Regions from separate parts of the Homo sapiens genome. Here all the other regions are linked to region 2. The links are chromatin loops, found by intact Hi-C in ENCODE. Cell type or tissue: endothelial cell of umbilical vein. All regions are shown on one strand. Region 1 has its middle 150 kb from the start of MID1. Region 2 overlaps CLCN4 (chloride voltage-gated channel 4). Region 3 overlaps MID1 (midline 1).

Region 1 (8,000 bases), 580 kb after region 2:
TGCTAAAGAAGTATTCATGTGTGAGCCCAGTTTGGTGTGCAGATGTTGGAGAATGGCTTGTGAAGACCTCCATGATAGCATTAAGCCTTCTGCAGAGTGAACTAGCTCAAGATGAATTTTTTCCAGGTTTTCATCATTAAAAAGGTTTCATTTACCAAGATGGGTTTCAGCAATCTCACAGTGTGACATTGATTTTATGGTGTAATTTAATCTGTACTTAATTTCAAAGGCTGGTATTCAGAGATAAAGCTAGACTTTGCAGTATATTCCTCTTGTGAGGCACAATGCAGGTTCCTTCTGTCTTCCAGAAGAAATGATTTATCATGTAGCATGCGATTGATCAAGCCATGGGGTTTCCTTTCATCTTTTAGCTTGTCTGTATTCACAGTTTTTAAGGCTCTTTTCTTTTACTGCTCATATTTTTATTATTTTTGGTTTTAAACCATTATAGCCAAAAATGTTGCCAATGTGGGCTTTTTAAAAATTCTAGTTTATCACTGTTAATGTAAAGAGTGAGTCAAAAAATTCATGTGAAACTGGAGTCCTGGTTTGAACAATAAGCATGTGCAGAAACATCACTGTTTTTAAAAGCTCACTTCCCAATACCATATGAAAATAAACGGATGTTTTTAAAAGCAGAATTTGTGTAACAATTGTTAATAAAAAGCTAAAAGCTGACACAAAACTCTTTCATCTAGGAAGTATGCTGTCTAATATCATGGATGCTAAAAGACAAAAAGAAAGAAAGAAAGAAAAGAAAGAAAGAAAAAGAAAGAAAGAAAGAAAGGAAAGGAAAGGAAAGGAAAGAAAGAAAGAAAGAAAGAAAGAAAGAAAGAAAGAAAGAAAGAAAGAAAGAAAGAAAGAAAGAACCAAAACCAAAATGAAGCTCAAATCTCAGAAACAGAACCTCTTGCCTTAGGGTCTGAGCAGGGAGAATACACTCAAACACCCAAGGGGAGACAGGCAGGGTGCAGCCCTGAGGGTACTGATGGGACATAAGAAAAAGACCAACAATCGTGCCACAAAGGCCCCATCGGCTCTGCCTCTGTCTTGGGCAGACAGTTGGTCATCTCAAGCTCACCAGGAGCAAAATTTTTGTCACAACTGGAGAGGGTGTGCTACCATCATTTAGTGGGTAGAGGATATGTAGGGGACTACTACAGATCCTGCAACCTACAATGCACAGGATAATCGCCAAGCCTGGCCTGGAGGGTGGGGCTGGGGGTGGTGGTCTATGGTGAACTGGAGAGCACAAGCCTCCCTATAGGAGCAACATATCCAAGGATCCGGCTGATGTGGTCATGTGGGAATGTTCCATGCAGACACAGAACCAAACCAAACAAGGACTTGAGATTTCTTCAGAATACAATGGGATGACTTCAAATTATATTTAGAGGCAGATGAGAAGAATCAAAATTTCTTAAAATATTTTGCCAAAAACACAATAAGAAGAAAGCTGACTTATTTCAACCCAAATCAGATTAAAGAACTGGGTAGGGCTGGACATGGTGGCTTTAACCTGTAATCCCAGCATTTTGGGAGGCAGAAGTTGGAGGATCATTTGAGGCCAGGAACTTGAGACCAGCCTGGGCAACAAGGTGAAACCTCGTCTCCATAAAAAGTATAAAACTTAGCCGGGTGTGGTAGCATGTGCCTGAGTCAGGAGGCTGAGGCGGGAGGACTGCTTGAGCCCAGCAGGTCAAGGCTACAGTGAGCCATGATCATGCCACTGCACTCCAGCCTGGGTGACAGAGCAAGACCCTGCCTCAAAAAAAAAAAAAAAAGAAAAATAGTTGGGTAAATAATTGGATTTGGACTCACATGTTGACACAGTGACGCTAAAACGAAGATGTCTTCTGGGGCTCAGGGCACACAACCTGGGTGAGAGCAGCCTCTATGTCCCACATTTTAGGCTAAGCATCTAACCCATAAGGCTCCATGTTAGCATCCTCAGTCAGCCTGTAATGGAAATTCAATGCAGGCAATAAATGAATTTCATAGGGCTAACTCTTTTGTTTTAAATTTAGAAAGACATTTAGTAATCATAGGGACAAACTGGGTATGTGATTGAAAACATTTTTAATGTTTAAGAGATTTTGGCTCATTAGAAAATGGGCATATTCATTCAGTCAATAAATATTTGTCAAATGATTAAATGTATTAGCCTTTTGATTTCTTTCTTTCTTTCTTTCTTTCTTTTTTGAGATGGAGTCTTGCTCCACCAGGCTGGAGTGCAGTGGTGTGGTCTTGGCTCACTGCAAGCTCCGCCTCCCAGGTTCATGCCATTCTCCTGCCTCACCTCTCAAGTAGCTGGGACTAAAGGTGCCCGCCACCACGCCCAGCTAATTTTTTGTATTTTTAGTAGAGACGGGGTTTCACTATGTTAGCCAGGACGGTCTCAATCTCGTGACCTCGTGATCCACCCGCCTCGGCCTCCCAAAGTGCTGGGATTACAGGCATGAGCCACTGCGCCTGGCCTTGATTTCAATTTTAAATGTGAAATTGATTTTAGGCTTGTGATTGTAAGTTGAAAAATATAACAGGATTTTACTGTTTGGTAAATAATACTGGACTCTTTAAGTGACCTTTCAATTCTCTCAATAAGTATGAATATTTAAAACATTTAATAAGCTAGAAGACTTAAAAGTTTAAATGGCAAAATCTAAATATTTAAGAGTTTTAATGGTAATAAATTGAAATATTTAATGTTTAAATAGTAATGAAATTAAGTATACATATTTATTGAATAAATCAATGTATTTATTAGATTTATAAAAGTTGTTTACGTTTCTAGAAAGAATTTGCTTGTGTGGGTTGTACGTTTGCCCAGCTAGACAGATACTTGAATGGTTAAACAGAAAACTGAATATATTGACTTTATAAATGTACACTAACATGTATAAAGAATTTTTGCTAATTAAGTTTATAAATGAGAGCAATTGTTTGAATTTAAATTGTTCAGTTCAAATTTAACTCTAATCAAAACCCTCTGTGAAACGAGTTGTTTTTATTATATATAAAAGATACTGGTATTATTAATATAAGCAGAAAAATGAAACTTTTTTTTAAGTTGAACTTAAAAGCTTGAGGAAAATCTTGATTTTATAATCATAATAAATTAATGTAGATTTAAAGGCTATATAACTGTAAATAGCCCTTTCTAAATAAAAAAAAAGAACAAGAAAATAAGAATGCCAGTCTTAGACATTTAAAAAATTATGAATAACAGCTAAATTTGTCTTTTGGCAATCAAGAAATAATGTTCTCATTAAACAAAGGTGATGTGTCAGAAGGGCGTGTCACTTTCAATGTGCAGTAGGATGCTGAGGATATAGAATCAGTCCCTATCTTATCATCTTGTGTCACTGGTTCCAAAGTCACATGATTTCTGGAGCCAACTCTGCATGCCTCATTTACCTCTAGGACAAAGGACTTTATGGCTCTGGGCAGATAAAACAATGGGGGCTCAGTTACCATTCAACAGAATACAAGAATATTAGTTCTGAAAGGACCCTCACTCTCCTCCTCACTTTTAGAGAAAGAACACTTTCCCCAGTGGTGAAATGGCCAGGACTGGTCCTTGGGGGCAGTGTTAACTCTCCATCCAGGGCATAAACTTTGGAGGACATTTCCGGCAGGGTTATTTATATATTCTTCCCCTTCTGTTAGTTTCTTAGGGTATATTCCACCATATTTGCCAGTTTTTATATAACAACGGCTCCAAACCTCCATGAATTCCTTTTCTGTTTGAGCAAATGAGTAATGGGGTGCCACAAAACAAAGTATATGGAGACAACAAACTTCTGAGAACTGTCCAACAGTGATGTGTGAATGGGTGTGCACACATGTAGGAGGGGACATGAAAGTGTGGAATCTACTTTTTTTGTCTAATTTTCTATCGTTTACAAAAACTTGAAAATGATACCAAGACTATGCTACACAATATCATGACATGCAATTGTTAAAAGAGGCATATTACTTTACTTTTTTCTTTCCTGCTCTGCCTATTTAGAAAATGTATCCAAATAACCCATGATGGCACTTTATAACAGCCAGAATTGATAGTCAGATAGCTCTTAGGCTAGTAAGCTGAAAATAAGAGCTAAACCCTCTTTATCCTACCGCCTTAAAACAAAACAAAAAACAAAACAAAAAAACCCCAAACAAAAAAAAAAGCCCAGTAGGCTCTCTATGTGGCAGTAAACCATATAGTGCCATCTACTGGCTGTTTACTAATACGTGTTATTCAATCAGGGCCACCAAACAAAGGCATTAGATGGGAGACATGGGAGAAGCAAGCTCTGTCCTCACTCTTTCCTCTGTGCCTTGAGACTGTTGTATGCCCTCGGAAACACAGAGATGGCAAAGCTCCTTCTATGAGAAAGCATTTCCCATTTCCACTGGGACCCATTTTTTTCTTTCTTTTCTTCAAAGAAGCACACAAGAACTGAAAAATACCTTCAATTTGGCTTGGCCATCAACAAACACATTTCTAAGCAAACAAAGATTACGTTTAACTCCCTCATTTTCTTTTCCCACTCCTGTTCTTTTCAATAAAAAGATTAACTAAAGCTGGCCAACAAATCAAGGCAAATATCTGGAGACTTTGAATCCTGCACCGAGGCTTCATACCGCCTGGACAGAAGGAGGCAAGGATAATTGAGTGACGACTACTCTAGCATGAAGTATGCTGTTTGTTTCTACTTGTTGGTTTCATGTTTCAATTCATTGTGGCATCAGGGCAAACGGATTTTTGTGTAAGCTCTTAGCTGAGATGATACTGCTGAGCTTTTGACTGTCCTGCCATTTCCCTCCATGAATTGGCAGGAAAAATATTTATATTTTAATCAAATACAAATACACATGAAACAGTCTTTTTAGGAGTTTCTTTTCCTGTGTAATGAAGTGAAATGAGGGGAAACGCTGAACTGACTAATCAGATTCGCCACTCCAAAGAAGCTCAAATGTCATCTCTATGGCAACATGTCAGCCAGGGTCCGCCCTCATCTCTTCCCTCAGACTGCAAACTGCACGTTGCCACTGCTACATGAATTAATGTGGAGAACACACTAAAAACAGTGAGATTTGGCTTATGAAGAAGGATCTTAAGGTTGATCCCATTCATGTAACACTCTATCCTGTTTTTAATTTTCTTTCTTCAAATTGAATTAGTCTTTGAGGACCTGCTTCACACAATGGCTTCACTCACTGGCTCCTCACTCTGTGTTTCAGAGGGATGCCAAGTTGTTGAGTCCTTTGTTCTGGGAGGGGACTGAGGTCATTTGCACTTTGGACCCCAAATTGGGCAAATCTCAGAGAGGTGATGCAATGCAGAAGGTGAGTCCAGTGTATATACCAGGGAACTAATTTTACCATCTTAAGAAGGCATGCAAAAGTTTATCTATTCATTGGAAGATCACCTATTGAAAAATATGTTATAGTTTTCTGACTAAACTCATCACAGGCTAGTGTTTACGTAGGTAGTCCATTAGTTTTAAGACCCAGGAGAAATGTCCCTTTCATCAATCATGTGCCTCATATTCGTGTTCCTTATGAGGGAAATTAATCTGCACAGCTCCTCTAAATTCTTCATTTTATTATAATTAGCTATTTATTTTTATCTGTTCTTAAAATTGTGGAAAGTGGCTCAGAACTATCTTCCTTAAGATTCTTTTTATACTTGGCTGGGTGCGGTGGCTCACGCCTGTAAATCCCAGCACTTTGGGAGGCTGAGGCGGGTGGATCACGAGGTCAGGAGGTCGAGACCATCCTGGCTAACACGGTGAAACCCTGTCTCTACTAAAAATACAAAAAAATTAGCCGGGCGTGGTGGCGGGCGCCTGTAATCCCAGCTACTCGGGAGGCTGAGGCAGGAGAATGGCGTGAACCCGGGAGGCGGAGCTTGCAGTGAGCCGAGATCGAGCCACTGCACTCCAGCTGGGTGAGAGAGAGACTCTGTCTCAAGAAAAAAAAAAAAAAAAGATTCTTTTTATACTTGAAAGCCTTAGAGTAGGATTTCTACCTAGCTTTCAGGCAAGGAAGCCAATTGGACAAAAGCAAATGTTGCAAGAAGCCAAATTCACTGAGTCTACCTATTGTAGGTTTAATTGTTTTAAGTGGAATGTTGTATTTTAGTGACTAATATATAGTTTCTCAAAATAAGGTAAATTAAGAGTAGGCAGAAGAATCCTAAAAATGCTAAAAGTCTGGCAAAAGAGAAGTATAAACTTCTCATATGGAAAACTATTTTTGCATCCCCTCAAATTGGTATTTATATGTAACAGGATTTTTTCAATTTCTTCTGTTGCTGTCTGGATGGTTTTAAACGACGCTTTCTATTTTTTCACATTTATCTATGTTTTTTTTTTTTGATGGAGTTTCATTCTTGTCGCCCAGGCTGGAGTGCAGTGGTGCAATCTCAGCTTACTGCAACCTCCACCTCCCAGGTTCAAGCAATTCTCCTGCCTCAGCCTCTCTAGTAGCTGAGATTACAGGCGCCTGACACCATGCCTGGCTAATTTTTTTTTTTTTTTTTTTTTTGTATTTTTAGTAGAGATCGGGTTTCAGCATGTTGGCCAGGCTGGTCTTGAACTCCTGACCTCAGGTGATCCGCCTGCCTGGGCCTCCCAAAGTGCTGGGATTACAGGCATGAGCCACCGCGCCCGGCCACATTTATCTATTTTTAATTGATTATTAGTCATTTCCTAGTATATTAAGCAATCCAAAAATTTTAAAACTTAAATGTTTAAATGGAATAAAAATTGCTGGTGGGAATGTATAATACAACCACTATGGAGATTCCTTAAAGAACTAAAAGTAGAACTACCATTTGATCCAGCAATCCCACTGCTGGGTATCTACCCAGAGGAAAAGAAGTCATTATACGAAAAAGATGCTTGCACACGCATGTTTATAGCAGCACAATTCGCAATTGCAAAAATGTGGAACCAACCCAAATGGCCATCAATCAAGTAGTGGATAAATAAAGTGTGGGGTGTGTGTGTATATGTGTGTGTGTATATATATGTATATATGTGTGTGTGTATATATATCTATTTCATCATATATATGATGGAATACTACTCAGCCATAAAAAGGAGTGAATTAATGGCATTTGCAGCAACCTCGATGATATTGAAGACCATTATTGTAAGTGAAGTAACTCAGGAATGGAAAACCAAACATTGTATGCTCTCACTCATAAATGGGAGCTAAGCTATGAGGATCAAAAAGCATAAGAATGACACAATGGACTTTGGGGACTCAGGGGGAAAGGGTGGGAAGGGGGTGAGGGATAAAAGACTACAAATTGGGTGCAGGGTATACTGCTTGGGTGATGGGTGCACTGAAACCTCACAAACCACCACTTGAGAACTTACTCATGTAACTAAATACCACCTGTTCCCTGAATAACCCATGGAAATAAAAAATTTTTAAAAAATGAAAAAAAATTAAATAGAAATTAAATTAAACTAAATTAAACTTAAATAAGTACAAGTAAAATTTTAAATACAAATTCAAAAATAGATCAAATAAATAAGAATTTAAATAACAATTGAGTTAAAATTTATATTAAATATTTAAATTTAAATTCAAAAGCAAAAAGCAACAAATTGCTAAAACAATTCCATCATATGATTTGATTATATATCTGTACATATATGTATAAATAAAAAATATATATGTATAATACATATGTAGGTGAGATATGTTGAATGATTTGACATGAGAGGTAAAATCATATAAAGTAGTGAAAAGGGAGTTTGGAAGGCCAGAAGGGACATATGAAGGGTTAAATGAGTGGTAGCTCATCTTTAAAATATATTAACTATAAGTATGAAATTGGACTTGAAGGATTAAAAAAATAAATTGGTTAAAACTTCTAAAAATGCTGAAAGATAACTGTAAATGAAAGTACATTAAAATATTTTAAAAATTTAGTTTAAACTGAAAAGTAATTCTGATATGATTATTGATAATGAAATATGTAGTTCTAAATG
Region 2 (8,000 bases):
CTGGGCAATTCAGGGAGCTCCGAGGATCTGGTGGAGGATTCCTGCAGAGGGAGGGATAGGGATGAGTGTGGAAATGGAGGCAGCAGGGCCACGTGGGGAACGGCCATGCTGGCGGTGGAGAGGAGTTTGCATTTCATGCTGAAAGCCACAGAAGACAATAAAGATGCGCTGCAAAGGGAGAAACAGGAAGCTTGGAAATGAGTCCAGGAGACCGAAGGCAGTGATGTGTAGGTGGAGAGAGGGGATCAGGATGGAGAGGTATTTTGAGGCGCCACGGACGGGATTCAGGGGAGGTGCTGGGGCCAGGAGGGGAATGGGGTCACAGAACACCAGGCTTTGGCCTGATGAGGATGATGCCTTTGATGCCTAGAGGAAGCAAGGGGGGACTGGCAGACTGCGGAGGAGGCCATTGAGTTCTGTGTAGATGCGTTGGTTTGAGCTGCGCTGCGGATGGGTGATCACAGGTGGCGAGAACTCTGTGGTTCAAGGGTGAGGGAAGGGCCGGGGGGAGAATGAGGTCCCTGTGTGCAAGTGGAGGCTGAAGCTTTAGAAACAGCCACGGTGGCGTGGGTGTGCAGAGACAGAAGGGAAGAGGTAGTCAAATCCCCAGGCAGTGCCCAGAGTTACCAGGTCCAGGGGAGGCAGATGGGGAGCCTGTGACAAGAGGGGACCCTGCCAAGAGCAGTCCCCTGTGAATGGAAAGGGTGTTGTGTAGGGGCCTGCTCACAAGGTCACCCTCTATGGAGAGGTCAGGTAGGAGGCGAGCCAGCGGCATGGGGGCTGGCGGTGAGGGGAGAGCTGCTTCAGACGAGGGTGAGGAGTGACATGGACAGTGTGACCATGTCACATCGCCTCACGAGGGCTGGCACGAAAGGAGGAGGGGAATGTGTAGGGAGCCAGGCTCAGTCATGAAGATGTTGCAGCCTCTTGGCTCTGCAGTGCAGGAATGTGGGGTCGAGGCAGCATTCCCTCTAGAGCACAGCTCAGCAGACTGCATCCTGCGGGCCAAAGCCAGCTGGCACCTTGTTTTAGAAATAAAGTTTTATTGGAACTCAGCCATGCCCATCCATTTCCATATTTTTATGACTCCTTTTGTGCTACAGTGGCAGGGTTGAGGAGTTGCAACGGAGACCATCCGGCCCGCAAAGCCCAAAATATTTACTCTCTGGTCCTTTACAGAAAACATTTGCCCACCACTGCTCTAAAAGGCCGTGAGGGAATGATGATCTCAGAGGAGCATAGGATTCTGTTAGCACAGGGAGGTGTGTGTAGGTAGTCCATCTGCTGTGGGAGACGTGATCTGTGCCAGCTAATTCTAAGTTCGTGCTGCTAAAATTTAACCTTGAAAACAAAAGGAGGAGATGAAGTCTGTGTGAAGAGGCTTTTTAATGAAACTTAGCAATGTAAGTTAAGATAGTAACTCATATTCAGAATGGAGACACCGAACCAATGTCCCCCTTCAGCATAGCTTTTAAATCATCAAAGATCAAATCACATTTAGTATGTTTTTTAATTAAGTGAATTATTTGAGTGTGTGCTCGAATTCTTTGGAGACTTTTGTGGCATCTTTATAGCTCTGTGAACTAGAAAGCTCGTCGTACCGTTGCGGCACATAACTGAAAGAATCACATCAGTGGGAATTTAGCTGCTTGATGACATTCATTTTATTTTCTTAATTACCCTGTTTCCCGAGGAAACAGTTTCAAGGAAAAAAGCATGAATTCGAAAATGCATTCGGATCAGTTGCTGTATCTGCTTTGTTCTAGATCACCAGCAAGAGCAAGGAGTCCATATGGGAGTTCATCAAGAGCCTGCTGGATGCCTGGTCGGGATGGGTGGTGATGCTGCTCATCGGCCTGCTGGCGGGTACGTGGATGGGCATGCGGCACTCCCGTGGGAAGCTGCAGAGGCCGAAACCTCAAAACACGAACCCTCTGGGAGATTTGGAATATAGCGCGTGTCGCTTGTCGCTTTTACCCCTGTGGGAGGGATTTATTACTTGAAATATCTAAGGGCAAAATGCATGGCTGTATATTTAACCTAAAATCCATCATCAATAAGGCATGCCCAAGGCATGAGCTCAGGCACAGGCTTCTGAAGAGCTGTGACGATAGAGCTGGTAGCCTTTCCACACAGAGCAGAGTTTTCTTACTATACCGGATTTGACTGAAAACACACATTTTTTTTGGAAACGGTCTTGTTCCATTGCCCAGGCTGGAGGGCAGTGGAATGATGCCAGTTCACTGCAGCCTCCACCTCCCGGGGTTGAACAATCCTCCCACCTCAGCCTCCTGAGTAGCCAGGACCACAGGCATGCGCCACCATGCTCAGCTAATTTTTGTTATTTTTTCATAGAGATGGGGTCTCACTGTGTTGCTCAGGCTGGTCTCAAACTCCTGGGCTCAAGCCATCCTCCTGCCTCAGCCAAAGTGTTGGGATTACAGGTGTGAGCCACTGAGCCCAGCCAAGCACACATTTTATATTCGGTTATTCTTGATTATGTAGATGACAACAAAATCAGGGACTGTTTTATCTTCAATAACAAAATGTCATATGAGATTGCCTTTTGCTACTACTGGTAGGCTCTGGGATGAACTGGAAACATCCTGCAACAGTCAGCACCATGCTAGACACCCACGGGAGCTGAGGCAGGCCCAGGGGCCTCCATCATCCTGACCCTCAGGAACTCTGCATCTTTCCTTTTTAGAATCCCAACACCGTGTTTGCGAGCAGTAGATGTTTCCAGAGTAAATGGATGCTATCTGGAGGGGAAACACGTCTTTTTAATATCAAACGCACCAGCCCTTCCGGGAAATAGTTTCCTGAAACTTATGTCCTTTTAGGAGATTGTGAAGGTTAATGTCTAAGAATAAAAAATTTGGCATGACGAAGAGGTTTCCTTAATAAAAATCCCCTGCATATAACAACATAATAGTTATGGTTAGAGAACAGATCAGGGAATTGACTAGAACACAGGCAGAATATATGTAGTAAGTGGTCTAAGAAGGACAGAACACAAATGGGGCACAGATAGAGTTTTGTGATTCCAGGGGCTTTCAGTTTCCAGGTGATCTTGATTTATTCCCTAGCTCATCGGAGGAGGGGCTTGGTTGCCAGGGAAGGGCTCTACCTCCCTCACCTGCCTCAGCATTCCGTAAAGAGCTAAGAGGAATGCTCAGAGGGGGAGTTCTTTCCTACTAGTCACAGATGCTGTCTGTCCGTTTCTCCAAGCCTGTCCTTCCTTTACCAGTGGCATTTCCCGTCATGTACTGGCAGCAGCCAGGGCAGGAAATTAGACTTCATTGTCACAAGGGATTGGACGACCAATTTTGCTTGACTGCTTCTATAAAGGCCTTTGAAGGTGGGCCAGGTGGGAGTTTGCTATGAATTTTGATGTCCTTATTTAGAGTAGATTGATAAAACCTTATAGTGTGTCATTTTTCTTGGCTCGTAGGAAGGAGAAATAAATAGGGTAAATGAAGAAACTCAGAACAGGAATAGATGTTCTGATAACGGCACAGCTTAGATTCATTGACTGACCTAGGAGCCCAACTGGGCTGACTTTAATCTGATTTTGACCAGCTGGCTTTATTATCCACTTGATTTCCATCAGCTCTTTCACGAGGGGGAATTAAAAACAATATGCTGCTGCCCTGGCTTCACTTAAACAGTATCTCTGGAGAGGACCTCTAGCTTGAATACAGCCTGCCCCTCCCCTCTGTGATTGTAATGTGCAGCCAGGGGTGAGCACCACTGGCCAAAGGAGAGCCCATGCGCACGTCAGCAGGGGAATACATGGGAGGGTGAGAATGGGGTGATGCTGAAAATGAAGGGACTACAGTGTTCTTTTGATTTGGATGCACTTTGAAGGGACAGCCAGAGAGCCACGTCCCACTCACTTCCCCCTTCCTCGCTGGACTAACAGTGGAGAGGACCTGGGGTCTCACTGCCTGGCCGGCTGTCCCCTCAGTGGCTGTTGTCTTCGGACTCCCCTCATGGGTAGGCCCACAGCATCTCCGCATGTGCTTATCAGAAGTCACCGCTAGGTGTCACTGTTGGACCACGAAAGAAAGCTGAGGCCTGCTGAAGCGCAGTCAGAACCAGAATCAGCAAGGAAGATTGGGTGTGCAGTAGGGGGGTTGTGAATGAATGAATAATGATGAAACTTGGGGTGATCATCCTGTTTGCCCCTGGATATCTGCAGGACCCTCCCATCTTCTTCACCTTCTTCTTCAAATACTGCACGATGTCACTTATCTGTGGAGTCCAAAAAAATAAAACCAGTGTCATAGAAACAGAGTAGAAAGGTGGCTGCTAGAGGGAGGGGTGGGGACAGGATGGGGAAAGAGATGTTGATCAGAGGGCGTAAGTTTCAGTTAGACTGGAGGAATAAGCTTTAGTGAGCGGTCGCACTGCATGGTGACCACAATTAATGATCATGTATTGTATATTTCAAAATTGCTAAAAGAGTAGACTTTAATAATCTCACCACAAAAATAAACTGGGGAGGTGATTCGGTTGGTGCGAAGGTAATTGTGGTTTTTGCCATTAAAATAACGGCATGATCGGATCTTTAATTAGCTCGATCAAGTCTTTCTATAATGTATACATAGATCAAAACATGACATTGATATACACAATTATTATGTGTCAGTTTTAAAAAGTTAAAAAATCAAGATAATGAGCTCTTTGCCTTTGTTTTTCCTGTGGAAAAACAAAGAACTGTGGATAGTTCTAAATTTGACATTACCGGACCCTGTGGAAAGACCTCATGAAATACTAAATATTATGGTTCTTGCGTGCTGTTGCTAGGGGGCAGTGTTTACTTAGCTGACTCTGCAAACTAGCATTAAGCGGAACCAAGCTTGCATCCAGGATTTCATGATCTAGAGAAAATACTTTGAGCATGTAGGATTTCTTTTCACTGGGTTTCAGTTTCCAACTTTAAATCAGGAAATAGTTTTCACCATTCCACAAGGTATATGTACTTCAAAACATCATGTTGTATATGATTACAACATACAATCTTATGTGTCCATTTTAAAATGAAAGAATAAATCAGGAAATAGCTAATGATATCTCTAACTTAATTAGACTAATTATATATATTTGTATATTTGGAATCAAGTCTTTCATTATTGAATTGCATGTTTAAAAATTTCAAACCTGTCTGATATTTAAAATTTAAAAAACAATAAAATTACATCCCTCTCTCTGTAAGCCTCACCTCCCTCACCTGCTCTATGGATGTATATATGTATGTATGTAAAGCTTTATTGAAATATAACTCACATTCCATATAATTCACCCATTTAAAGTATACAATTCAGTGGTTTTTAATGTATCACAGAGTTGTACAACCATCACCGTGGTCGATTTTAGAATAATTTTATCATGCCCAAAAGAATCATTATACCCTGTAGCTATCAAGCCCCTGCTCCCCAACCATCCCCCTTCCAGCCCTAGGCCACTGTTAACCTGCTTTCTGTCTCTATGGATTTGCCTATTCTGGGCATTTCATATAAATGGAATCATACAATATGTGGTCTTTGTGATTAACTTATTCTACTCAGCATAATATGTTCAAAGTTTGTCCATGTTGTAGCACGTGTCAGTACTTCATTCCTTTTCACTACCAAGTACAATTCCATTGTATGGATAGACCACACGTTGTTTATCCACTTATCCATTGATGGATATTTGAGTTCTTTCTACTTTGTGACTATTTTGAAGAATGCTGCTATGAACATTTTTGTTCAAGTGTTTGTGTGCATGGATGTTTTCATTTCTCTTGGGTATATGCCTAGGAATAGAATTGGTTTTTTTGAGACAGGGTCTGGTTCTGGCGCGATCATGGTTCGTTACAGACTGGGCTTGAGCAATCTGCCTGCCTCAGCCTCCTGAGTAGCTGGGACTATAGGCGCGTGCCACCATATCTGGTTAATTTTTTTTTTTTTTTTTTTTTTTTTTTTGTAGAGACAGGATCTTGTCATGCTGTTCAGGCTAGTCCTGAACTCCTGGCCTCAAACGATTTGTCCACCTCGGCCTTCCAAAGTGCTGGGACTACTGGCATAAGCCACTGCGCCTGGCCCTTATACTTTTTAACAGAGCCTTTAATATACTTATTTTCTCCTGTCCCAGGTACAGTTACACAAAGGCAGGGGCCTGGGTCTACTCTTTGCACTGCTGTATTCCCAAGACATGGATGAGTAACTGCCGTGTAGTAGGTACATGTTCAGTAACTATCCCTTGAATGAATGAATGGACCTGAGTTTTCTGATTTTTTCATTCATTTATTTATTGCAATATTTTATTCAACATGGATATATAGTGCCAACCATGCACCTGACATGGATATAACAATGGACAAGACAGATAGGGTCCTTGCCCACTTAGAGTGGACACAGGGTCTGGATGCCAGGCCTGACCCCCCACTGTGGTATGAAAACCAAACAATGAAACCTTTTTTACCCACCACTTATAGACTAGTGGAAGTACACACACACACACACACACACACACACGGAGAAAAAGAGAAAGAGAGCTAATTGTGATATTAGGATGCGAGAGGTGTGGTGATGGGGAAGGACAGGCAGCCACAGGAATGCCAGGGAAGTACACCTAACCCAGGCTTAGGAAATCAGGAAAGACTTCCCAGAGGAGGTGATATAAATGCTGGAATCTGGATGATAAGTAGGAGTCTGATGGGAGGGGAGGGCAGTGCTTGCTGAGATGGTGCAGGTAGGAGAGCGTGGCACATTCCAGGAACATGGAGTGGGCAGGGTGTGGGGAGTTAGTGAGGGAAAGAGATGAAGCTGGAGAGATCTGAGGGGCCAGCTGTCAGGGTGGGTGACCTGTTGAGGATTTGGGTGTTCTCCCAAGAATAATGGGTAACCATGGCAGGGCTTTCCACAGGGGAGTGGCACAGGTCAGTCTGGCATTTGGAAAGCCTATTTGACCACAGTGTGGAGAGGCCATGAATGGGGCAGGACTGAGGCTGGAGACCAGAGAGGAAGCTCCTGCAGCAGTCCAGCCAGCAATGACTTCAACACGGTGATCTGAAAGACAGCCCGAGTGGGGATGGGGGAAACTGCAGTGATTCAAGAGAGATTTCAGAGGTGGAGCTGCTGGGATATGGGGATTGCCTGGAAGGGGGTTGCTTTCCCAGATTTCTAGTTTGCACAGTAGTGTGCCTGGATGGTGGGTTCCTCTCCCAGTTGGGACGAAGCTGAGGCTGGGAGGAGGATGCTTTAGTTCGGTGTCGGATGGTGGTGGACTGAAGTGGAGATATCTAGTAGACCCAAGAAGGCAAATAGACTTGTGTTCTTTGACAATGCCCATTCATTGGCTTTGACTGCCTGGGGCTTTGCTACAAAGATTTGGGAGGGTAGGTCCACAAGTGTGTGTCATGATTGATTAGTGATGTCTGTCATGGGCATGTCAAAAGAATTGTGAAGGGGAATCCAATAGAGTGTGCTATTATTGATTGGTGATGTCTGCTGTGGGCATCGGAAGCTGACGGCTGGGCTATGTAGTGATTGGCTCTGTAATAGCCAGTGGGCTCTATGTGCTTGGAAAAGCATAGCTTGAGATGTACATTTATACCTAATGGTAAATAGTAGGATATGAATAAGGTTGCCAGGGTTGAGAGCATAGTATAAAAAGAGAAAAGGGTTTAGGGTCAAGCTTTGAGGAAATGGCCTTTAGAAGTTGGGTGGAGGAGTCAGAAAGATCAGAGGAGTCAGAGCAAACCAGAGAGTGAGGAGGAAAGCAGGAGAGCATGATGTGGAAGCCACGGGAAGAGGTGTTTCTGGAAGGGTGGAGTGGTCAACAGAGTCAGATGATGCTGAGAGCTCTGGAACTGGGGTCAGCAAACTTTTTCTGCAAGAGGCCAGAGAGTAAATATTTTCAGGTTTGTGGCCCATGTGGTTTCTATCTCAGCTCTTCAGTTCTGCCACTGTAGCATGAAGGCAGCCACAGAGTGCATGTAATTGAATGGT
Region 3 (8,000 bases), 410 kb after region 2:
TTGGGCTCCCCATTCCAATTTCCCACAGAAATTTATACTGTGCCACCTGAGTTACCAAATAATGACACCATAATTGAATCAAATTATTGCCCAACAAAAAGAGACCTCTAGTCTTACATTTTAGCGTTCCACCCTTTGATGAAGGTTATTGTAGAAGACGCTCCTGTATTGGGTAGGAGATTGGGAAAATGTTAGCTAAGATCACTTCCAGCTCTACAATTCCAAATAGCTTGCATTGTATGAGGGAAGATAAGGATAAGACTGGGACTCATGTTCTCTCTCTGAATACCCACACACTCTCACACTCTGTCTCTCTACCTCTGTCTCTGTCCCTCTGACACACACACACACACACACACACACACACACACACACACACCACTTTTTCTTTTGGGGAGAGGAAGATATCACCAAGTCCTCATCCCCCAAAGCAATACTAGGCAAATTTATTTTGAAATCTTTTATATGCCAAGAACTCTGATAGCTACTGAGCACACAGTAGGGTTTTCATAAATATTTCCATAAAGGACTGAATGAAGCTCAGGAGATCTGCCATCTCTCACTTATGGGCCTACAAAAGATATTCTTAGAGGGAGAAAAGATCAATAATGTCAGATTTAGCCGTGGTACTGGTGTTTGTGCCGATGACTATTTTGAAAATAGTACAGTTGTTACACACTAAAAATAGGACTGTATTGTAAGGCATATATATCTGTGTGTATATATATTTATGTATTAATATTATCAACTACTATGTCTTGGGCACAAATGTGTGAAGAACATTTTGAGGATGCATGTATTGAGTATATATTTTAGATCTCAATCTGTAACTCAGTTTAGAGCTTGCAAAGATAAAATCAGTGGGTCCTTATTTTTGTTCGCTTTGTCCTTCTATCTGTACTGTCTTCTCTCAGTATCTTTTCACCAAGCCTTGCCCTGAAGAACGATAATGACACCAAAACATAGGCACTTTTTCTTTCTAAGGACCCCTCAAGGGATATTATAAACTTAATGTCTTGGGGAATTCTGCAGAGACTTTCCAAACTGGTATACTCAAAATCAGTGTCAAGGCCCTGAGGGTGATTGGGCCCCAACTTCTGTCACCACAGTGATTTCCAGGTTGATTGGGTGCACGTGACATCCTTGGGTCAAGGGTATGGACAAGTAGCCCTGTGCCATATAGAACCACCAAACACTCTTCCAGCCCATAGAAGCAGCATTGGGAAGTACTGCGGATTATTACCTGCTGACTGTGTGTGAAGTTGTCCTTCCAATAAATACTTATTTTCCTTAGAAAAGGGCAAAAAGGTCTCATGATACATTACTTAGGTAACTGTTATACCCTAATAGAGTAGCGCACTTGTATTAATTCTTCACCATACAAGACAAAGAATATATATAAAATTTGGTGACTTAATGGAAATAATATTTATTTAGGGAGTGATGAATTCTAGGCAAAATAAAGAATGCATCAATATTCCTAACACCCAAATGGTTGACATGTGATGCAATTTACATAAGGCTTCCTTTGAATTTCATTTTTTGGAGCTTTCCTTCATATATCCATAACTGGCATTTAAAAAAATACCTACAATATGCCAGGCACTTTATACAAATTGGGTCTAATCCCTACCCAATCCCTAAATAGTGGGTATCATTTTCCCCCTTCTGCAGATGAGGAAACTGAGACACAGAGTTAAAGCATCTTCTCCAGGGCCACACAACTGGCACATGGCAGAGACCAGTTTAGAATCTGGGTTTTTCTGACTCTTAAAGATCTCTTTCTGGAAGTGAAATTACTATGTCGAAGACACACCCGCATATTCATGTTTATTGCAGCACTCTTCACAATAGTCAAGATATGGAATCAGCCTAAGTGCCCATCTACAGACAAAAGGATAAAGAAAATATATTTCTTTATGGGGATGATTAGGACAATGGAATACTATTCAGCCATAAAAAGGATGAAATCCTGTCATTTTTGGCAACATGGATGAGCCTGGAGGACATTATGTTAGGTGGAATAAGTCAGGCACAGAAGACAATTACTACATGGAACAAACCTGCACATTTACCCCTTGAATCTAAAATAAAAATTCAAATTATAAATAAAATAAAATAAAATTTAAAAACATTAAAAAAGATAAATACCACATGATCTCACTCATATGTGGAATCTAAAGAAGTCAATTTCATAGCAGTAGAGAGTAGAACAGTGGTTCCCAGAGGCTGCTGAGGGTATGGGGGAAGGGAGGAACGGGTAGAGATTGGTCAATAGGTACACAAAGTTAGACAAGAAGAGTAAGTTTTGATGTGCTATCACACAGTAGGGTGACTACAGCAAATAACAATGTAATATATATTCAAGACAGCTAGAAGAGAATATTTTGACTGTTGTCACCACAAAGAAATAATAAATGCTTAAAATGATGGATGTGGTAATTACCCCAATCTGATAATTATACTGTGTATCCATGTACTGAAACATCACATTGTACCCCATAAATATGTACAATTATTAGGTGTCAATTATAAGTACAAATTTTTTTTAAAAAAAATTTCTTTCCTCAGCAACATATTGCTGCTACAGCTTCAAGGAATTGGAAATTTTTGATAAACTAATATGAATAAAACGTGGACGCTGTAGATTCTGGCAGTATTTCAACTACTTCTAAACTTTAATTTTGAAAAGACAAATAGTTAAACATTGGTCATGTGTTCCTTCTTCACCAGGAGCTATTCAGAAATTTCACAGGCTAAACCCTCCCAGTTCTGTCTTAGAAGGACTGACATCTGGATCATATTGGCAAGGGGGTGCTTTAAACATAAGAGAAAATTAGGAGAAAGACCTAAGACTGGATTACTTCCACGAGTTCACTCACCGATACCCGCCCAAGTACTGTCTTTTTTCTTGTAACTAGCTTGTCACCCATTCTTTCTACTCAGTGAACAATGGCTTGTGACCTCACAGTTAGCGAGTTCATAGGAGAAATATATCAGTTATAATTAATGTTTACTAGAATAAATGTAAATATTTTAAAACATACAACAGTTCCAAGAACATGTGATTTCCATTTTATTTTATGAAACATTAAAAATCCACTTGTCCACCCCATTAATTATAACCTGCTCCCAGCCCTGACCTGTATATAATTCCTCCTGACATAAATTGGAACAAGGTGCTCAGAATAGAAGCAGCCTACACCCCAACTGGGCTACAAAATGTCAAGTTCCCAAACCTCTCAAAAGTGTAACCTGACATTTTGCTAAGATTAGAGACAGTTTATGAATTTAAAAAGAGGGCTTAAGGACTCACCACAGTTAAACCTACAGTAACTCCTGAAATATCCAAAGTAAATAGGACTAAGGGAGCCCTGGGGACACCAAAACCCTGTTAGAAGAGAAGGAACAGTCTTTAGTGGGTGGTATTTCTTTGCAGAAAATAATGTACATGCATTCAACCAGAATTAAGAAGAATGCAACAATAAACTTTGAGGCTTGAAGCCCTCTAGAGATCTAAAGGAGTCATGAATGGGCCATGTGAAATATTTCTCCTTTTGCTACATGTGAATGATTGAATTTATACTGCCCATTAATCCTAAATGTTGAAGGCAAAAAAAAAGAGAGAGAGAGAGAATGGCTAACTTTTTAAATAGTATTCTTCTTGACATGAATATAATATGTATTTATTATACATATGTATAATGTATATTGGTGAATATTTATAACATTCCCAAAGAGCAAAACACCTATAGAAGGATCTAACCGCAAAGAAGCAACATTCCACAGGTTGATCTTTCTAGTCATTTTCTGTACCTCTTAGCCACAAAAATGGGATCAGACTTTACGTTTTGTTTTGCAAGTTGTTATTTTAAATATAATATATTGGGTGATTTTTCATGTGTAAAGATTCTTCTGACTTTTCAAGATTAATTTCAAGTACCTTTTAGTACAACTAAAGTATTACAGCCACCTTCCAAATCAAATAGACTATATAAGCTGAAGATTTACTAAATATTAAAATGTTAGCAATTTTTCCCCATTATAACATGCACTGTCAATAGGGGCAATATTGCCCCCAAGAGCGAGAAAACTAGTTCTCAGTGGCAAACAAACAAACAAACAAACAAAAAACCTTACTCTTTTTATGCACAAAGCACAGATATACATAAATAGATTTATACTATATTTGTGGTATTAAAATTTCATGCAAGGAGCAATTAGCAAAAAATGTTTCAACAGGCTCCTTGTGACAGGGGGTTGAAAATGAAAATAGGTTGTAAACACTGCACTACAGCATCAGACTTGTAAAAAGTGGCCTTCATATTGCTAGAGTTCAGAAGATGATTTTTTCCATTTTAAATTTATCAACCTTGAATACATTTTTAACTCATTTCTTAGTTGCAGAAACCAAGGTTCCAAGCAGCAGATTTTTGGAGAGTTAATGTTTTGTGATAACCCCATGGTCAGCACATGTGATATCTGCCATGTTCTTACTAAAGACTCCTTGGGGTCTGGGTTAGGAGGCACATGTTGAGTGAGAGGATGTTTTGAGGGCAGATGAACACATCATCTCAGAAAGAGCTAGGGCCTGCTAAGTCTGCATCTCAACATTTATCAGCTCTTGCTCTGTGCTGCCCTCTTGTGATGTCTGGGCCTCCAGTATGCCTTGATCTCAAAACCTTCAGTTGCCCTAAATTGATGGACCACCTGCCTTCCAGTGCTTCTTGGCACCAACACCAGGAGATGGTGAAGGAAAGAAGAGAACACCAAAAGCAGCAGATTTCCTTAGAGGAAGAAGCCAGTGTCAGAAGAGGAAGAAAAAGTCACAAAACTTCGCTTTGGCCCTTTAACCCTAGGAAAGGGTGGGCCAATTTTCCACAAAGCTGCTGTTATTACAGGTCACACAGCTCACCAAGGAGCAAGGCAGGAGCTGAGATTCTTCATCACCTTCTGTGGTAGGCAGACTTTCTAAAATGGCAGCCCAAAGATGTCCACCTGAAGCCCTGGAACTTGTGAATGTGACATCACTCCTTGGATTGTGTTGTGTTACAGAGCACAGTTGATGTTAGAAAGGGAGATGATGCAGGTGGGCCTGACCTAATCACATGAACCCTTAACTGCTGAGAACGTTTCCTGACTGATGAAAGAGGAATTTAGAGAGATTCTATGTGTGTGAAGGACTCAATGTGCTGTTGCTTTGAGGTTGGAGATGGCCACTTAAGAAGGAATGCAGATGTCCCTTAGAAAGAGTGGACCACAGCTTATAGCTATCAAGGAGTTCAGTCTTACAGCTGCCAGAGAGTAAATTCTGCCAACAACCAGAGCGAGCTTGGCAGCAAATTCTTCCCTAGGGCCTCCAGATAAGAGCTTCGTCTGGCCAACAGCTCGATTTCAGTCTTGTGAGACCCTGAGCAGAGAACACAGCTGGGCCACCCAGACTTGCAACCTACAGAGCCACGAGCTAATAAATGGGGTGTTGGTTTAATCTGTACATTTGTGCTAATTTGCTATGCAGCAATAGTAAATGAACACACCTTCCCTTCTCTATGACCATCCTGACGGGGGGGATCCTGGCAATGTCTGTCTCCTAGATCACAGATTCTGGTGAGTGACAATCAGTTCAAATACAGTATCCAATCCCGGGTCTCTGACTGACTTCTTAACCCTTCAAGAATCCACAATAAGTCTTGCCAGACAAGTCCTAGCTCTTGACCTCTGCTCTGACCAACTGTCCCTTAGGAAGATTTTAATCACCTTCCGCTTAATGATCAATTTCTCAGGGCTCTCCGCTTTCACACCCTCTACCACCTGGCTTATTTAGTGCTTAGCATCTTCTCCAAGTCAAGCATCCATCTGGTGTATTTCACTCTGGTTGTCTTTTACCTGCTTAGAACTTTTCTTTCTACATCTAGAACGTGTTCATTCTGCCTCTTCAAATCTCCAATGCCCTTATTTTCCTATAATGGGCTGCTCAAAGATTATGTAAGAAGAAAAGTGAAAGTCTGAATACTCTTCCATGTGTTAATTTTCCTGAATTTTCTATAGGGGAAACAGAAACAGTGATGATATGCCATGATCATATGCTATGGTGGAAAGAGAAGGAAAAGGATTAAGCATCAGACATGGTTGAATGTGAAACTTTCCCAGTATTTTATCACCTCTGCATGTTTTTAAATTTTTCCAGGCCTCATGCTCCTCATTTGTAAAAGAATAATAGTAATACTTAACTCATAGAGCTGCAAGGAGGAATGAAAATGGTAAAGACCCACATAACAGAAACCAGCACGCACAAACACTTAAATATCACTGTGAGAAGAATTGAGGTGGTTGTTTGTATAAAATACTTCCAATTTTTCAGAGGCTGTAGCTTTGTAAATAATCTTTTTATCTCTTCTATTATCATAAGAACAAAGCCATTGTCACCCTTCCTTAAGACAGGGTTTAGCCTTGACAGTTAGAGTATTGTGTAACATGGAAACAATGATTTGACATTAGAATGCTGTATCCATTGCTCTGAGAATAAAGAAAGTGAGTTTTAGGATTAGGAATAAAGTTCTTCAGTTGCCACATTTGTTAGGATATTTCTGGGTTTTCTGTAAAGTTGAGTAAACCCTAGGCCCCATGAAGGCAGGGCCCATGCTTAATTCATCCTGAGTATCTACAGGGTTTGGTTGAAAACTGTGTCCTCAGTAAGTACTTACCCACTTATTCATTTATTTATGCATTGAAAAATCAGTTAAAGAGTAAAATTTAGCTGGGCACAGTGGCATGCTTGTAGTCTCAGCATTTTGGGTGGCTGAGGTGGGAAGATCGCTTGAGCCCAGGAGTTCGAGGCCAGCCTGAGCAACATAGTGAGACCCCATCTCAACAAAGAAAAAAAAAAGAGTAAAATTTCTGCTGAAAACTGTGGTGAGCTCAACATTTTATTTTTTTGAATTCTCCTTATGTTCCTATTGAACATTTATAACTTTAATTTTTCTTCTAATTAATAAATCTTAATACTTCTCTGATAGAACCAAAGGGGATATTTGGATACTTGGGGGTTGGGGAAGGTGGGACATATGCTCCCCAAAATCTCCAAGTTCTTCAGCTTCTGACTTGTGCTCCAACCTGAAAATAAACCCAGAAAGTGTCATATAAAATGGCCAACATATTTCCAACTGTTTTCTTCCTTTTGTATTTCCCACTCATTACCCAGGATGCATTTCCAGTGTCCTAGTGGCCCTGTCTTACACCAACTGTTGCTTCCTGCTTCTGAACATCAGGGACTTTAAATTCCAGATTTAAGAGACTTGCGTGTTGAAAAGCTTTTCTCTTTCTGTAAATTACTTGTCATTAAAATAACAAAGGATGCACTCATTAGTCAAATTAAAGATCATCTATCTGGAAGTGTGTCAAATGCAGATAAAGTATAAAGAAGCATTGTTGATACTTTTTTTTTTAAATGTGGACTTAATGAATAACTTTGCTGTTAAAATTCAGCAGCCAAGCGCAATGAAAAATTCCCATGGCTTTAAAATTCACAGCTTTGGCAGACTTCTTAATGGACAAAGTTCAAGAGATTCATAGCTTCCCTAACTTAAAATAAAAATCCCCAAACCACACAAGGTAGCATTATTATACTCTGAATACTCTTAAGAAAAGGTCTTATTAGCTGATGCTTCATAATTATTTGCTAAAAAAGTTGAGTGTTATAATTTAGCCTCTCACTAGCTTAGCCTTTAGACATAATGTAGCATTATTGCTTTAAGTTTTATACTGGCTTAAGGTAAGTAACGTGCTTCCCAACAACCTGCTGATTAGTAGAGTCCCTTTCTCAGTCATTACCCTAGAGCAGGGTTCTGCAAACTATAGACCACAGGCCGCCTATGTACCAAATCCAGGCCTCTGCCTGTTTTTGTGTGGCCCACAAGCTAAGAATGGTTCTTACATTTTTAAGTGGTTGAAAAAAAAATTGTTTAAATATTATTTTGTGACTTGTGAAAATTATGTGAAAT

The links. Peaks named below come from ENCODE experiments on the same cell type or tissue, not always from the same donor. Only the 100,000 strongest peaks of a DNase experiment are listed, where the experiment ranks them.
Region 1: it touches region 2 in a loop (14-fold over the local background); 8 of 110 quality-filtered maps call a loop at or near these places.
Region 3: a loop joins it to region 2, with 16 times the contacts of the local background. A loop is called at or near these places in 10 of 110 quality-filtered maps.

Annotation. Positions count from the first base shown.
Region 1 is chrX:10,765,141-10,773,140 of GRCh38, forward strand. It overlaps a transcript of MID1 not described here. Among named protein-coding and RNA genes, the nearest start is that of MID1, 150 kb to the left of the region's middle. RefSeq lists a silencer at 4,193-4,242. In endothelial cell of umbilical vein, a CTCF peak has its summit at 4,202 (motif pointing left); no DNase peak of the experiment used is centred here.
Region 2 is chrX:10,185,749-10,193,748 of GRCh38, forward strand. CLCN4 (chloride voltage-gated channel 4) reads left to right here. Exons shown (of 13, transcript NM_001830.4): 4 at 1,767-1,866. Among named protein-coding and RNA genes, the nearest start is that of CLCN4, 33 kb to the left of the region's middle. RefSeq lists a silencer at 4,003-4,132. In endothelial cell of umbilical vein, CTCF peaks have their summits at 4,045 (motif pointing right) and 4,785; DNase peaks (open chromatin) are centred at 4,073 and 4,813; H3K27ac peaks cover 1,234 bases.
Region 3 is chrX:10,593,426-10,601,425 of GRCh38, forward strand. All of the region lies in intron 1 of MID1 (midline 1), which reads right to left. Among named protein-coding and RNA genes, the nearest start is that of MID1, 23 kb to the right of the region's middle. In endothelial cell of umbilical vein, a CTCF peak has its summit at 4,671 (motif pointing left); a DNase peak (open chromatin) is centred at 4,636.